Regions from separate parts of the Homo sapiens genome. Here region 2 is linked to region 1. The links are chromatin loops, found by intact Hi-C in ENCODE. Cell type or tissue: heart left ventricle. All regions are shown on one strand. Links, peaks and the distances in the headings refer to the core of each region. The heading gives the core; the rest is flanking DNA.

Region 1 (8,346 bases), core at 266-8,265:
AGTACTCTTTATTTGTAGATACCTTTGTATGTATGTGTGTGTATAGACAGATAGACAGACTTTTTTTTTGAGACAGGGTATCTGTCACCCAGGCTGGAGAGCAGGGGTATGATCATGGCTCACTGCAACCTCAACCTCCCAGGCTTAAGCGATCCTCCTGCCTCAGCCTCCTGAGTAGCAGGGACTATAGGTGCACACCACCATACCAGGCTGATTTTTTACTTTTTTATAGAGATGGGGGTCCCCTTATGTTTCCCAGGTTGGTCTCAAACTCTCGGGCTCAAGTGATTCCCCCACCTTAGCCTCCCAAAGAGGTGGGATTACAGGCATGAGCCTCTGCACCTGACCTTTTATATATACTTATTATTGTAAATCATTTGCTGCCACTAGCAGTCTGTAAGTCTATACTATTAAATGACATATTGGCCAGGCATGGTGGTAAATGCATGTAATCCCAGCACTTTGGGAGGCCAAGGTGGGTGGGTCACTTGAGGTCAGGAGTTCGAGACCAGCCTGACCGACATGGTGAAACCCCTTCTCTGCTAAAAATGCAAAACTTAGCTGGGCATAGTGGCGTGTGCCTGTAATCCCAGCTGCTCTGGAGGCTGAGGCAGGAAAATCACTTGAACCTGGGAGGCGGAGGTTACAGTGAGCTGAAATCATGCCACTACATCCAGCCTGGGCGACAGAGTGAGACTCTGTCTCAAAAAAAAAAGCAATTAAAAACAAAAAACTATTAAATGACAGATTTATATTTGGAATTTTGGCTAGGCACAGTAGCTCACACCTGTAATCCCAATACTTGGGGAGGCCGAGGCTGGCAGATCACTTCAGGCCAGGAGTTCGGGACCAGCCTGGCCAACATCGGGAAACCCCATATCTACTAAAAATACAAAAATTAGCTGGGCTTGGTGGTACCCACACCTGTAGTCCCAGCTACTCAGGAGGCTGAGGCACAAGAATCGCTTGAACCCAGGAGGTGGAGGTTGCAGTGAGCTGAGATTGTGCCACTGAACTCCAGCCTGGGCAACAGGCTTTTTCTCAAAAAAATAATAACATATTTGGAATTTTAAAATTGATTGGGTTTTCAAATTTATTGTTTTAAATTAGGAACTTTTGAACTACTAATAAAACTATCTGCCATAGTTCATTGATTTTTACATGAAATATTTATTTTCAAGATGGTTTCAAGATTACTTTTCACAAAGCAGGCGCATTATATCACCATTTTGCTCTGCCTTGTAAACTTGCCATCTGGGATTTTTGGGTGGTATTCATGTGAGAGTAAAGCATATTCTCTAGCAGTTTCCTATAGCTACAGGTTTGTTTGTTTTTTTTCATTGCTTCTAACAGGATATAGTTACTATGAGTCCATGAAATATAATGGAAATGTGAATAAGGAGTTTACTGAAGACTTTAAACATTTGATTTTTTTTTAATCGTGAATATGATAGAAACTGGTAGTGTTGAGCAGTGCAAATATTTGAAGTGGTGATTTGTGAAATAGCCCAGCATTGCCTTAAACAAAATCACAGTCTACTTCTTGTTTTATACATATGATAGTATAAAAGGTTTCTTTTTTTTCCCATTTTCTGAGATTTATAGATTGGTATATAGCTTTAAACTATATAAAGTTTTATGGAAAGATTTTTTAAACTTATTAATATAAATTTTAAAGTTGATATAATTAAAGTGAGCCTATCTTCTGTTTATAAAATGCAAGATTCCTTAACATTTATAATTATACAGATGAAATAGTTTCTATAAGGAAGTTGGAGTTTTGATTTTGCCCTTTATAGATGTTAGATTGTGCAGATTTGTCTGTATTTTCTCACCATATCAAATAATACTTTTATTATAAGATTGGTTTTCAAGAGCCGTATTAGTTGTTATAATTGATTAGTATATAGTTTAACTTTATTCATCATATTTATACTGTAGATTTATGGCCAGAGGTTGAGGTTATTTCAGGAGAGTTGATGACCTTCATTTAAAGTCTAGCTAAAATCAGTGCTGTAAACAAAAGGAAACATTTACGTTTGTTTCTGTTTGCCATATATAGTAGCCTTGATTTTTTACTTTTTTATAAAACAGTTACGTTCACAATATTAGCCTGAGGTATTAATGACATTGTGATGATACAAAATGGTGTATATTCCCTGTGCAATCGGATTTGGAGGAAAAATGAAGGACTTAACATTATCTGAAGTCACTGATACTCTGAATAAGTATGGTCAAGGAGTGAACTATTTTCTTTTGGAAAAACTTTTTAAAATTTTATTTTTAAAGTATTATACTGTTATTTTTAGGGCCTAATGGTTACATTGAATAGTTGGTTTCACCTTCTTAAGGTTTTTTACCAATATTCATGAAACTTGATATTTTTAAAATCCCTACCCTTTGGTAAGTCGTTATTTATTAACATTTTTATTGGTGATTAATACATGTTTTTTCCTAAATTAAAAATAAATAACTTGGAATAATTTTAATATTAAATATTTGTTAACAACTGAATGTTTCCATAGAATTTTCTGAGAAGTTGAGTTTCTTAGAGTTTTCGTAGCTGGCTGGGCCCAGTGGCTCATGCCTGTAATCCCAGCACTTTGGCTCAAGCAGTCCTCCCTCTGAGACAGGAGGACCACTTGTGCCCAGGAGTCTGAGACCAGCCTGGGCAACATGGTGAAACCCTGTCTCTGTAAAAAGTAGAAAAATTAGCCCAGCATGGTAGTGCACACCCGTAGTCCCAGCTACTCAGGAGGCTGAGGTGGGAGGATGGCTTGAGCCCAGGAAGTCGAGGGTGCAGTGAGCCATGTTTGCACCACTGCACTCCTGCAGTCTAGGTGATGGAGCCAGCCAGACCTTGTCTCAAAAAAAAAAAAAAAAAAAAAAAAAGAAGTTGAGCTAGCTCTTAAAGATGGGCATTTGGCAAAACTGCCTGATACAGTGCAGTAACAAGTAGGTTTACTTCTGACCATTATAATGATGCGCCACTGTTAAGTGAAAATACCAGTGTATTGGGGCTTTTCTTTTGCTAATGAGCTTTGAAAAATTGATGACAAGAAATTTCTGTAATTGTTCTCCTATGTGTCGGGGAAGGAATTTGCCAATACTGAATAAAATTTTTTATATTCCGGGTAATGTATGTTAAAAGTAATTATGAGAAAGTGAGCTTTTTAGCATGGAACAGAAAAATCAAATTCTGTTACAAAATAAACAAATTTATAGAACAGAATGTTGGTAAAATTTGATATGGAATATGCCTAAGAAAGATTCGTGAAGTATTAAAAAATTAAAAATAATAATTTACACCTACCATCTCCCGTACCTTTAATTAGTATCAATTTCTTCACTCCTTATATTTCTCCTGAATTATTCCACCGACCTCATTCCCTAATGTCCTGCCCTTCTTACAAAAACCATTTCCTGAAGAAATAAGGGGCAGAAGAAAGTATAGGTAAATGAAACTTTAAAATTTCTCACACCTTTACTTTCATGATTTTTAAGTCTTTTTAGTTAATGTGAATACTTATAGAATTATGACCAAATTAATCTTGAAACACAGGGAAAAGACTTTATTAATGAATCTTTAAATATGCAGTTCTGTGCAATCAGTGGACATTTAAGGGTGAAAAATAAAAACACTAGTTACATTTGTTTTTCTAGTTTGGACCATTTTCAGAAAAATGTGATATTACTACAGCCCCTGGGCCACCAGATCAGTGCAAGCCCCCTCAAGTGACATGTAGATCTGCAACTTGTGCACAAGTGAATTGGGAGGTATTGTAATTTCCATTGACTTGTATCTACTTTCTTAAGTGAATAGAATAGTTTATATAAAAGAATAAAGATACTGTTCATTTTTACCGCCTATATTATACAGAGTAAGCCCTAGTTTAATTCACATGAAAAACAGTGACTTCTTTTTCCTCTTTGAAGAATTTGAGTAAGGTATATTTGCATTACAAATATTTAGATTCCTGTTCATTATGTGCTTTGTATTTTTATGAATGGCTTTGTCTCAGTACTGAGATATTTCAGCCACTGTAAGTTTAATGTTCAGAATAGACATACACAGGAATTAGTAAATTCTATTTCTCTTATATTTATCCAGTACACATCTCCAGTGTACTTATTGTGGATAGTAATAATCAGTGATGATAATTATTATATTTTCAGTTCCCTTTGAAATTTAACAAAATGTGTGTATGCTTTTAACATTTCATATTAATAGAATTATCTTGAAACATATTTACCTTAAAACACTCTTTCTAAAGTGACTTAGTCATATTTCTACTTCTAATTCAAAACAGTTATATATTTGACCAATCTTAAATTCAGATAATCTTAATGAATAAAAAATGTAAAATTGAACAGTTTTGATTGTGCTTAAAAGTTTTAAAGAAACTCAAAAGCAATCTAGTTTTACATGTGCTCAGGTAAAGAGCATTTTTGGCCAAAAGCTATTTAATCAACATCAAGACTAAGACCTTTATCCTTTTCTTAATTTAAAGGTTCCTTTGAGTAATGGAACAGATGTCACTGAATATCGACTGGAGTGGGGAGGAGTTGAAGGAAGTATGCAGATATGTTACTGTGGGCCTGGTCTCAGTTATGAAATAAAAGGACTTTCACCAGCAACTACCTATTATTGCAGGGTCCAGGTAAAGATGATCAGTACCTTGTCACTTAACTCTATCCAGAGTTTTATATTTCATTGGCATTTTCATGGTCATGACTTTGTTAACTCGGAGGCTCTGTTAATTTGTAGGCTCTGAGTGTTGTGGGTGCAGGCCCTTTCAGTGAAGTAGTAGCCTGTGTGACTCCACCATCAGTTCCTGGCATTGTGACCTGTCTTCAAGAAATAAGCGATGATGAGATAGAAAATCCCCATTATTCACCTTCTACATGCCTTGCAATAAGCTGGGAAAAGCCTTGTGATCATGGTTCGGAAATCCTTGCCTACAGCATAGACTTTGGAGATAAACAATCCCTAACAGTGGGAAAGGTTACAAGCTATATTATCAACAATTTGCAACCAGATACAACATACAGGTATACTCTAAAAATTATGTTGATTTTTGCCTAGACCAGAGAGACGCTTTAAATAAAACAATCATAACCAAACTTTTTTTCTTATGTGGCACTTAGAATACGAATTCAAGCCTTGAATAGCCTTGGAGCTGGTCCTTTCAGCCATATGATAAAATTAAAAACTAAGCCTCTCCCTCCTGATCCACCTCGTCTGGAATGTGTTGCCTTTAGCCACCAGAACCTTAAGCTGAAATGGGGAGAAGGAACTCCAAAGACATTGTCAACCGATTCTATTCAGTACCACCTTCAGATGGAGGATAAGAATGGACGGTAGGTTTTTTTAATTGCTTCTTTATATAGTTTCTTAGGTCTTAAGTATATACATTTCTGTAACTATTAGAAGTAGGCCAGGTGTGGTGGCTGACACCTGTAATCTCAGCACTTTGGGAGGCTGAGGCAGGCGAATTGCTTGAGCCCAGGAGTGCAAGACCAGCCTGGGCAAGACAGTGAGACCTTGTCTCTAAAAAAAATTTATTTTAATGAAGTAAGTTTTCAAAAACGAAGTCAAGATTGTCATACAAAAGTGTGCTGTTTTTAAAACGTTAGAAAACACAATGTACATTTCCTGTTTATAATTTGTGAGTGGAATACCAAGAGAAAAAAATAAGTGGGCTACTGTTTGGTTGTTTTCTGTAATCCATTTACTGTTTTCATGATAGTAAAAGACACCTAATCTTAGATACAAAATAAACTCTTCAGTGTTTATTTCTAGCAGGACACAATTTTTTTTTTTTAAGACAAGGTCTTGCTCTGTCACCCAGGCTGGCCTCCAGTGGCACTATCTTGGCTCATTGCAACCTCTGCCTCCAGGGCTGGAGCCATCCTCCCACCTCAGCTCCCCAAGTATCTGTGACCACAGGCGTGGGCCACTACACCTGGCTAATTTTTGTATTTTTAGTAGAGATGGGGTTTCACCATGTCGCTCACACTGGTCTCGAACTCCTGGGCTCAAGTGGTCCTCCCCGCTCAGCCTCACTGAGTGCTGAGATTACAACTCATGAGCCACTGTGCCTGACCGAAACAATTTTTTTTTTTTTTTTTTTTGAGACGGAGTCTCACTCTCACCAGGCTGGAGTGCAGTGACGCGATCTCGGCTCACTGCAATCTCCGCCTCTCAGGTTCAAACAATTCCCCTGCCTCAGCCTCCCAAGTAGCTGGGACTACAGGTGCGCACCACCACGCCCGGCTAATTTTTTGTATTTTAGTAGAGGCGGAGTTTCACCATGTTGGCCAGGATGGTCTCCATCTCCTGACCTCCCGATCCACCTGCCTCGACCTCCCAAAGTGCTGGGATTACAGGCGTGAGCCACTGCACCCGGCCCTGAAACAATTTTATAGTAAATGATTATGATCGTTCCTGGCCTCTGAGATCCTTGAGGGCAGAGATTATGTTTCAGTCTTTTCCAGATTCCTGACACAGGGCCTGCACGCTAAATGAATACAGTTCAGTTTTTCACTGTGTGATCTCAGTTAGATTCTGTGATTAATTATCTAGTCCCTTTGCTAATCACTGTTGCTAATCTTTGCTAATCTTTGAATTAGAAAGAACCTAATTTCATTCAGGTTCTTTCTGTGCCTCTTTCACATCTTCATGTACATGTTGTACTATTCCTATATAATGTGCCATATACTGCCACACTAAATCATGTATTTTAATTACAGTGTTAACTCTGAATATTTGTAACAGTCATTCTAATGCCAACTAGGGCTATTTATTCACATTATATTCCATATAAGCAATGCCACATACCTCCCACAGCTGTTAATCCTTTAATATTTTAAGAATTTTGAATTTTGCTTTTCTACTTTTCACTGAATATATTAGAAACAATTTCCAAATCTGATGGACTCAGAATACTAGTAACAGTTTTTCCCAAGATTTACTTTTCTGTGTTGTTTGTATCTTAGCCAGGTATTCAACAATGAAATATTCATGGTGCTTGTACATAACCACTCTCTATCAGAAATACTTATACATTTAAAATAACATATGGAATAATTTTGTATACTAGTATATCACCAGTAAGAACATTACACAGAACAAACGTGATCATTTCCTAAAATCTGTATCGATGAATGTTAGCCTTTGTTCTTGGCAGAATTTTATGTAATCTTTGTAGCCTTATCTCTACAAAGAGATTATTTGCCTTGTACAGGTTTTTGGTATAGCCATTTATCTTTAATATATGTTATTATTACTGGACAAATTAATTGTTTAAATTTTTTTCCTCCCCTTTCTAGCATACATTTGGGGTAGTGCAAGAAGGCTTACTGGAAACAGGTCTAATTAGTGTTTGGTTGAAAGATAATAGAATAAAGATTCTATTAGATATAAATTCTATTATAGAACTTCCAACTTAATATTCAGCTAGCATCTAGAGAATTGTTATGGGGTATGAATATGGCTCATGGCCTTTGGTTGTGGAAAATAAAGAAATTAAAACCTTTTATGATACTGTTAAGTTTAATGCACACATTTAATAAATTAAATCAATTTAATATCTTTGATTACTTTCATTCCCTTTGATTTTCACAACTATATACACTTGCTGTGGGATGGTATCATAATGATACTTTAGTTGTTCCCTGATCCAGATTTTGTCATTGTTCAGCTTTTTTAAACAGTGGTATTACCACTATTTTTTTTTCCTGTCATTAAAAAAAAATTTAGAGGTTGAAAAGGCAAGGCTTATCCAATTACTGCTTATTGGAAGTACTGTTTCTTCCTGTCATTAAATATTTCTTTATTTTTAACTTGGCTACAATTTTCAGACTGTTAGCATTGAATAAGCATTCATTATTCATTCTCTAATTTCCAAAAATTTTAGAAACATCCAATCAAAAATAATGGGATGCATTCAACTTATAGATAACATATTAGGAGAAATATGTATGATATTCAACTTCATTGAACAGTTCAAGTGGGTAATGTATTGGAAATTTTATATTATCATACTGCTTTTGTAAATCTCTAAAAAAACGTCACCAAGTCAACTAAAAATCTGCCTGGGAATTGAGAATTCTCTTTTTTCCAGATAAAGACAAGGAAGATTAAAATAGAAACTTAATCTCATAGCTCAGGTCTCTATGCCATACTTGGCAAATTTTATCAATATGACTTTAGTTAGAAATAATTTGTAATGAAAATTGTGATGTTCTGAGCATCTTTTAAAATGTACATTAACAAAACAGTATTCAGAAACAAAGCTAAACCGGAAGCCTGAGAAGAAACAGTTATGGTCGGACATGAAATTT
Region 2 (8,346 bases), core at 107-8,106, 51 kb before region 1:
AATCTTTCTGAATATGCTCCTTTCACAAAATGAAGATAGTTAAGCCTATTTTGCCTACTTTAGGTGGTAGTTGTAAGAATCAAGTGATATGGATATAAAAGCAAATTTTACTTCTAACATTAGCATACAAATAGAGTTCAAATTACTTCCAAATCTATATTTTCGATCCTAATTACTAATCTGTTCATGTAGAACTGTATCTCCTGAGGCACGCTAAAGAATACCCAAGTTTGAATGTTTCACTAGCAACTTTAGAAAACCAAATTCTTAATCTGCTTGTCTATACTATTTTATCACGTTCTTCATTCCTGTAAAATGAAGAAGGAATTGGGTTAGATCTCTTTCGTTTCTGTTTCCTTTCATTGTTTCCGTCGGTAAACACTTACCCATCCAGGTTTTCCTGGGTTACAGTATCATCTTACATTTCTTCTTTACCTTTCATTCTCCCCATGCTAGATTAGTACTCCAGCTTTATTATTTCACTATAAGTTTATAGGATCCACTCTCCCCACTGTCCCCTACCACTCCACATACACACACAATTACTACCTCAGTCTTCACACAGGAATTTTGTGGTATCTATGTGGGAGTCCATCTCTTTTTCTTCTATGCAACTCTATAATTCACCTGAAACCAGCAACAGAAAACAGCATTTTTAGAAGATTTTAAAAATACATATGAACATGCCTTGGACTACCAGATTTCAGTTATAAGCTTTGGAATATAAATACTCATTCCTGTACTAATTACCCACCTCTTTCTACCAAATTTTATCTCATCCAAGTTCTTTAAGATTCAATTCAAAATTCACTTATGAAGTTTTCCACATCTTATCCCAATGTAGTCACTCTTTCTGTGACTTAACATATAAGTGCAAGTAATAAGATAGCTTTTTCTTTTTGAGACAGAGTCTTGCTCTTTCACCCAGGCTGGAGGGCTGGAGTGCAGTGGCATGATTTCAGCTTGCTGCAACCTCTGCCTCCCAGGTTCAAGTGATTCTTGGGTCTCAGTCTCCTGAGTAGCTGGGATTACAGGCATACACCACCACGTCCAGATAATTTTTGTATTTTTAGTAGAGATAGGGTTCCACCATGTTGGCCAGGCTGGTCTTGAACTCTTAACCTCAGGTGATCTGCCCACCTCGGCCTCCCAAAGTGCTGGGATTACAGGCATGAGCCCCTGTGCCCAGCCATAAGATCTTTTTAATAGAATGAGTTAGTACTAAAAGATTTTCTGGAAAAGCAGAAATTGAAAAAGTTGAAATTGGCCCAGTGCAGTGGCTCACACCTCTAATCCCAATACTTTAGGAGGCCGGGGCAGGAGGATCGCTTGAGCCTAGGAGTTCGCAACCAGCCCAAGCAACAATAGTAAGACCCAGTCTCAATAAAAAAATAATAATAATATTTTTTAAGTTGAAATTAGCATTTTAAAATTTTTTTAATTTATTTTTAAAACTATGTTTGCTAAATTCAACATAGTATTCTGGAAGTCTGTTTAGTTAAAAGTATAGTTAAAAGCTTAGTTAATAGTATTTACCAATATTAATAGTTTTGACAAAAATGCATGGTTATATAGGATTTTAACATTAGGGGAAGCTGGGTAAAGGATAGACAGGGATTCCATACTATCTTCCCAACTTTTCTTTAAACCTAAATTTATTTCCAAATAAAAGACTTTTAAAAATACTTTATTTGTGTAACTCTGGTAAACAGTTCATTTCACTCAGCCACTCATTTTGTTGATGAGGCCTAGAACCCTAAGAGGGTGAGACTTCAGTATCACCAGGCAAATTAGTGACACATCTTGTGCTTCCCTATTTAATATTTTCTCTACTGTCTGTACTCCCCACAGATCCTGATAAAGCAAGCTTCATAAAGTAGGTGCCAGGCTGGGCATAGTGACTCACACCTGTAATTCCAACACTTTGGGAGGCTGAGGCGGGAGGGTGGCTTGAGGCCAGGAGCTCGAGACCATCCTGGGCAACATAGCAAGACCCCATCTTTACTACTACTACTACTACTACTACTACTACTACTGCTACTACTACTACTACTACTAATAATAATAATAATAATAAAGTAGATGCCAGTTAATGCTTTTGACTGACCCACCTTCATAGTCCTATTCACGTTCTCAAAGTTTAACACAACTATTATCATCCCATAAAATCAAGAGACACTTATGGGTATACATACATGTATAGTAGCAGTTTGTTTTAAAAAAGAAAAAAAAACCTGCTCAGTTTCAAGTTAATAGCCAGCTGTATACTGGATCATACAAAGAATCATTTTTAAGTTCATTGTAAATGAAACACAGTACCAAGACTTTAAGACAGTATTAGAGTGAATACAGTATTACATTTCCTGTGATTTAACAGAAGCAAAATAAATATAGTAATAGTTTTTTTTATTCAGACTTCGAGAACTTTGAAAAGGACAGAATGTTACAATTTTATGGAGATTACTTAATTTTACTTTAATTCAAGATAGGAGTAATTGTCATCCTAGTGGTTATTAGTTTGGTTTTAGAAATGCTAAGGTAGTTGTTAAACATATATAATTTTAAAGCAAGCTTTTATATAAATGCCTACATATAATCTGGTACCTTTCTCACCAATCTGTAAACCTTATCTAATCTCTAGATTTTTTTCGCTTTAACAAAAGTAACTTGTACTCATAAAATTATTCCAGTAGTATAAAAATATATAAAACATAATTGAAACCACATGTTTTTTTCTGTCACAACTTTCTCTGCGTCTCACCACACTTACACAAAATCCCCAAAGATAACAATTGGTACATTTGTACAGTACATTTTCAGACATTTTTGTACAGTTTTATAAAAGCTAACTCAACTGCAATCACAGTGTATGTACTGCTTTCCAGCTTCACTTTTTTCTCCTATTACGTAGCACCTGTATATTGAGGAAATCTTCAGATGTTAGCGCATGTATGTCCACCTCATGTTCTTTTTTGAGCACTTGCAGAATAATATGTTCATAGGCTGTGTTATGTACCATCATTTAGGTAGTCAGTGCCCTATAGTTCTAGTTTTTTGCCATTAATAATGCTGCAATGAACATTCTTAAGTGTGTATATTTGTATACATATGTTAAGTTTATAGGATATTACCCTGAAAAAAAATTCCTGGATGTAGAATTTCTGAATCAAAAAGTAAACACATCTTACATTTTATAATGATTCACTAGTTGCTATACACAAGGATTGAACTTACATATACTGTTACCACACTTAGAGAGTGCCATTTCTCCAAGTTTTTAACACTAGATAGTATTAGCTTTTTAATCTTCCCCTATCCAGTAGATGAAAACTGGGATTCTGTTTTAATTTACATGTATTTATGAATGCAGTTTCACACGTACATCATTTTATATGTTGTCCATTTATATTTACATATCTTTGGATGTCGATGTCCTTTGCTCATTTTTCTCTTGAGTTTTTGTCATCCTCCTGTTGTAAAAACATTTTCTAAGCTGAGGAAATGAACCCTTTCAAACATGTTACAATGGTCTTTTTAATCCCAGTTTTTTTCTTTTGACTATGTATGGTGTCTACGCTAATAGTTTTGAATGGCCTGGTTTTTAAACTTTTGTGGAACCCATCTCATTTGTTGTGGAACCCACAACAAATTATTTGCAATGGGCAGGTTTATATTTGTGAGCCATTTTATCTATATAAACAGATACATTTTATTTAATCTTGAAACCTCATTAGATATTTCACTGCTCATTGTATACATTACAGTTGTTTTAAAGAACTTTTAAATGTTGTATTTTTACAGGCCTCCGACATCCAGGCAAGGACAGTAGTACTTACCTGGTCACCACCTTCCAGCCTCATTAATGGTGAAACAGATGAAAGTAGTGTACCAGAGCTCTATGGTTATGAAGTTCTGATCTCAAGTACTGGAAAAGATGGGAAATACAAAAGTGTATATGTGTAGGTATTTGTTGTTTTGCTTTCTCCCATTGTGTAAATTAATGGTTTATTATAAAGAGCTTATTACTAATTTTGCTCTACTTTTCCTTCTTCACGCTTTTATTCTGAATCTTTAAGTTGGCTAATGATAGTGATTTCAATGTAAATGGTCCAAATGTAGCTTGGTACACATTTCTGTCTACCTTCCTTCAGAATAATCACTTTTATTGGCCACATTCAGCTTTTTTTTTCCCAGTAGGCTCCCTAATAGATGGTTCAGTATTCACGTATTCTTAATGCATTAAATATAAGTTGTAGTATGTAGAACCCATGACCAAAAATGGACAATTCATGATTGTAAACTCATAAAGTATGACATTGCTCCTCTAAGGACTGGATTTAATTCTTACATGTACAAGCTCATGTCCTGTTGTAAAATGAATTTAGTAGCACTGTTATTTATTTGCATGTTAGTATGTTTATAGTCATATTTTGAAAACTTACGTATTTCTTTCCTTGGTTTAAAAGTATATTACACACAGCCAGGCACGGTGGCTCACGCCTGTAATCCCAGCACTTTGGGAGGCTGAGGCGGGTGGATCACCTGAGTTCAGCAGTTCGAGACCAGCCTGGCCAACACGGTGAAACCCCGTCTTTACTAAAAATATAAAAATTAGCCAGGGGTGGTGGCACATGCCTGTAGTCCCAGCTACTTAGGACGCTGAGGCAGGAGAATCGCTTGAACCTGGCAGGTGGCAGTTGCAGTGAGCCAAGATCGCGTCATTGCACTCCAGCCTGAGTGACAGAGTGAGACTCCATCTCAAGAAAAAAATAAAAGTATATTACGCACCACGAAGCCTTAGAAAGATTCAGTAGCTAAAGTTGTGACATTTATGATTGACAGTTTTGAAATAAATTATTCTGTCCATATTCATATAGAAGTTGATTATTCTAATAAAAAAGGGTAATGTTAATGGTTAGTTATTATTTAAGCACCAAGAAGACTGTAAAGGTGATGGTTAATCATTTGAATGATCACAATTAGCACAGAACACTGGCTCCATCAGCCTTGTTGCTATCTTTTTTCAAAACATAGCTGGCAAGGAGAAGAAAGGAAAGTGAAACTGCTCCGGTGCCTCTCATCTAGTTACATAAGGTTATAAAAATTTCCTGTTTCCTCTCTATTGAGATTTCCTTGTGTTCTATTCATTTTTCTTAAGAGAGACAAGTAAACCTAAGGGGTAAGTAGGGGATAAAGGACTATCAACATAAAGGTTTCTTACTATGTTAATGACTGTTTTTTAGTTATATATGGCTGCTTACTAAGAGGAATGCTTTATTTCCATTTGCAGCCTGACCAGGGAGCACGAGGGGGGCATTAGTCATCTCCCATATCCTACAGGAATTAAGGTCTCTAAGGATGCTACTGCAACTGCCCAGTTCATTAAAATGTACTTTCAGCCTTGAAACATATTTATTTTTCATCATATTTACTGGCCTTGATTTGAGAAATAGAGTAGCTGGGAGGTAAGGGGTGGGGAATGGAAAGAAGTCCATAAAGTGGAGAGGAGAGAGACTTGGTGGAAGGAAATGAAATAGGGAATCGTGATTTTAAGTTTAAAAAAAAAAAAAGTAGGGAATAGGCTGGTTTGCGGCTACATACCCAAATAATATTCTGTTGTGTATATATACCACATTTTCTTTATCCCATTCATCCATTGATGGACACTTAGGTTGATCTATATTTTTGCTCTTGTCAATAGTGCTGCAGTAAATGTGGGAAAAGCACATCTCTTCAATATACTGATTTTTCCCCTATTTGGAAAAATACCCAGTAGTGGGATTGCTCATTTGTATGATATTTCTATTTTTAATTTTTTGAGAAATCTCCACACTTGTATCCATATTGGTTGTACTAATTAACATTCCACCAACAGTGTATAAGGGCTTTTTTTCTCTGCATCCTCACCAGCATCTGTTATTTTTTTGTCTTTGTAATAGTAGCCATTCTAACTAGGGTAAAATGATCTCATTGTAATTTTGATTTGGATTTCCCTGACTAATGATGTAGAGTATTTTTTCATATACCTGTTGGCCATTTGTATGTCTTTGGAGAAATGTCTATTCATGTCCTTTGTCCACTTTTAATGGGATTATTTGTGTTTTTCCTGTTGAGTTGAATTCCTTGTATATTCTGGATATTAGTCTTTTGTTAGATGAATAGTTTGCAAATACTCTCTCCCTTTCTGAGGGTTGTGTCTTCACTGTGTTGGTTGTTTCCTCTGCTGTGCAAAAGTTTTAGTTTATTTCTCTATTTTTCTTTTTTTTGTTGTTGCCTGTGCTTTGGGGGTCTTAGCATAAAATCTTTGCTTAAACCAGTGTCCTGAAGTGTTTCTTCTATATTTTCTTCCAGGATTTCATAGTTTCAGGTCTTAAACATTTAAGTCTGTAAGCCTTCTTGTGTTTATTTTTATGTAAGATGAGAGATACAGTCCAGTTTCATTCTTCTGCAGGTGGATATCCAATTTTCCTAGCAGCATTTATTGAGAAGGGTATCCTTTCCCCAGTGTATGTTCTTGGCACCATTGTTAAAAAGTCATTTGGCTATAAATTTATTTCTGGCTTCTCTATTGTGTTCCTTAGTTCTTGTGTCTATTTTTATACCAATGCCATGCTGTTTTGATTACTATAGTCTTGCAGTATATTTTGAAGTCAGGTAGAGTGATGCCTCCAGCTTTGTTCTTTTTACTTAGGATTGCGTTGGCTATTCAGGCTATTTTTTGGTTCCATAGACATTTTTGGATCACTTTTTATATTTCTGTGAAAAATGACATTGGTATTTTGATAGGGATTCCATTGAATATAAATTGCTTTGGACAGTATGTTCATTTTAATGGTATTAATTTTTTGAATACATGAGCAATGGATGTCTTTTCATTTGTTTGTGTTCTCTTCAATTTCTTTCATCAGTGTTTTATAGTTTTATCTTGTAGAGATCTTTCTACCTGTTATATTAGATTTATTCTTAGGGTGTTTTTTCTTTTGTAGCTATTGTAAATGTGATTGCCTTTTGGGCTTCTTTCTCAGCTAGTTTATTATTAGTGTATAGAAATGATGCTGATTTTTGTATTTTGATTTTATATCCTGCAACTTACTGAATTTATTTATCAGATCCAAGAGTTTTCTGGTGGAGTCTTCAGATTTTTCTACATGTAAGATCATGTCATCTACAAAGAAGGACAATTTGACTTTTTTTTTTTTTTTAATCTGAATACCTTTTATTCCTTTCTCTTGGCTGGTTGCTCTGGCTAGGACTTCCAGTACCATATTGGAGTGGTGAGAGTAGGCATCCTTGTCTTGTTCGAGTTCTTAGAGGAAAGGTTTTTAGACTTTCCCCTTTCTGTATGATGTTAGCTATGGGTCTGTCATATGTGGTCTTTATTATGTTGAGGTATGTCCCTTTAGTGCCTAGTTTGTTGAAAGATTTTATGAAGGGATGCTGAATTTTATCAAAATTTCTCTACATCTATTGAGATGATCATATAATTTTTGTCCTTCATTATGTTGATATGGTGTATCACATTATTGATTTGTGTATGTTGAGCCATCCTTGCATCCCTGGTATAAATCCCACTTGATCATGGTGTATTGTCTTTATAATGTGCTGTTGAATTCAGTTTGCCAGTGTTTTGATGAGGATTTCGTGTCCGTGTTTATCAAGGATTAGTCTGTACTTTTCTTTTTTTGTTGTGTCCGTATCTGGTTTTGGTACCAGAGTGATGCTGTCCTTGTAGAATGAGTTAGAGAGAATTCCCTCCTCTTCAATGTTTTTGGAATAGTTTGAGGAGAATTGGTGTTCCTTAAAAGTTTGGTAGAATTTGTCAGTGAAGCCATTGGTCCTGGACTTTTCTTTGTTTGAAGACTCTTTATTACTGATTCAATCTCATTACTCGTTATTGGTTGGTTCATATTTTCTATTTCTCGCTGATTGAATCTTGGTAGGTAGTATGTATCTAGGAATTTGTCCACTTCCTCAGATTTTTCAGTTTGTTGGTGTAGGTTGTCCATAATAGTCTCTGATGATTGTAACTGTGTTATCAGTTGTAGTGTCTCCTTTTCCACTTCTGATTTTATTTGGGTCCCCTTTCTTCTTCTCTTGATTAGTCTAGGTGGTGGTTTAGTTCTGTTCTGATTTTTTATTTGTTTTAGAGATGGCATCTTGCGATGTTGCCTAAGCTGGACTCAAACTCCTGGGCTCAAGTGATCCTCCCACGTCAGCCTCCCAAGTACCTGGGACTGTAGGTGTGCACCACTGCACCTGGCTGTCTGCTCTGATCTGCACCACTGCACCTGGCTGTCTGCTCTGATCTTTATTATTTCTTCCACTAATTTTGGATTTGGTTTGTTC

What was found. A loop is a pair of places that touch in the nucleus more often than their neighbours do. Peaks named below come from ENCODE experiments on the same cell type or tissue, not always from the same donor. Only the 100,000 strongest peaks of a DNase experiment are listed, where the experiment ranks them.
Region 2: it touches region 1 in a loop (8-fold over the local background); 3 of 110 quality-filtered maps call a loop at or near these places.

The regions. Positions count from the first base shown.
Region 1 is chr13:49,193,214-49,201,559 of GRCh38, forward strand. FNDC3A (fibronectin type III domain containing 3A) reads left to right here. Exons shown (of 26, transcript NM_001079673.2): 20 at 3,664-3,777; 21 at 4,512-4,661; 22 at 4,769-5,052; 23 at 5,149-5,361. Among named protein-coding and RNA genes, the nearest start is that of MLNR, 23 kb to the right of the region's middle. In heart left ventricle, for the core only: no CTCF peak of the experiment used is centred there; no DNase peak of the experiment used is centred there.
Region 2 is chr13:49,141,977-49,150,322 of GRCh38, forward strand. FNDC3A (fibronectin type III domain containing 3A) reads left to right here. Exons shown (of 26, transcript NM_001079673.2): 8 at 3,802-3,959. Among named protein-coding and RNA genes, the nearest start is that of MLNR, 74 kb to the right of the region's middle. In heart left ventricle, for the core only: no CTCF peak of the experiment used is centred there; no DNase peak of the experiment used is centred there; H3K4me3 peaks cover 559 bases; H3K27ac peaks cover 978 bases.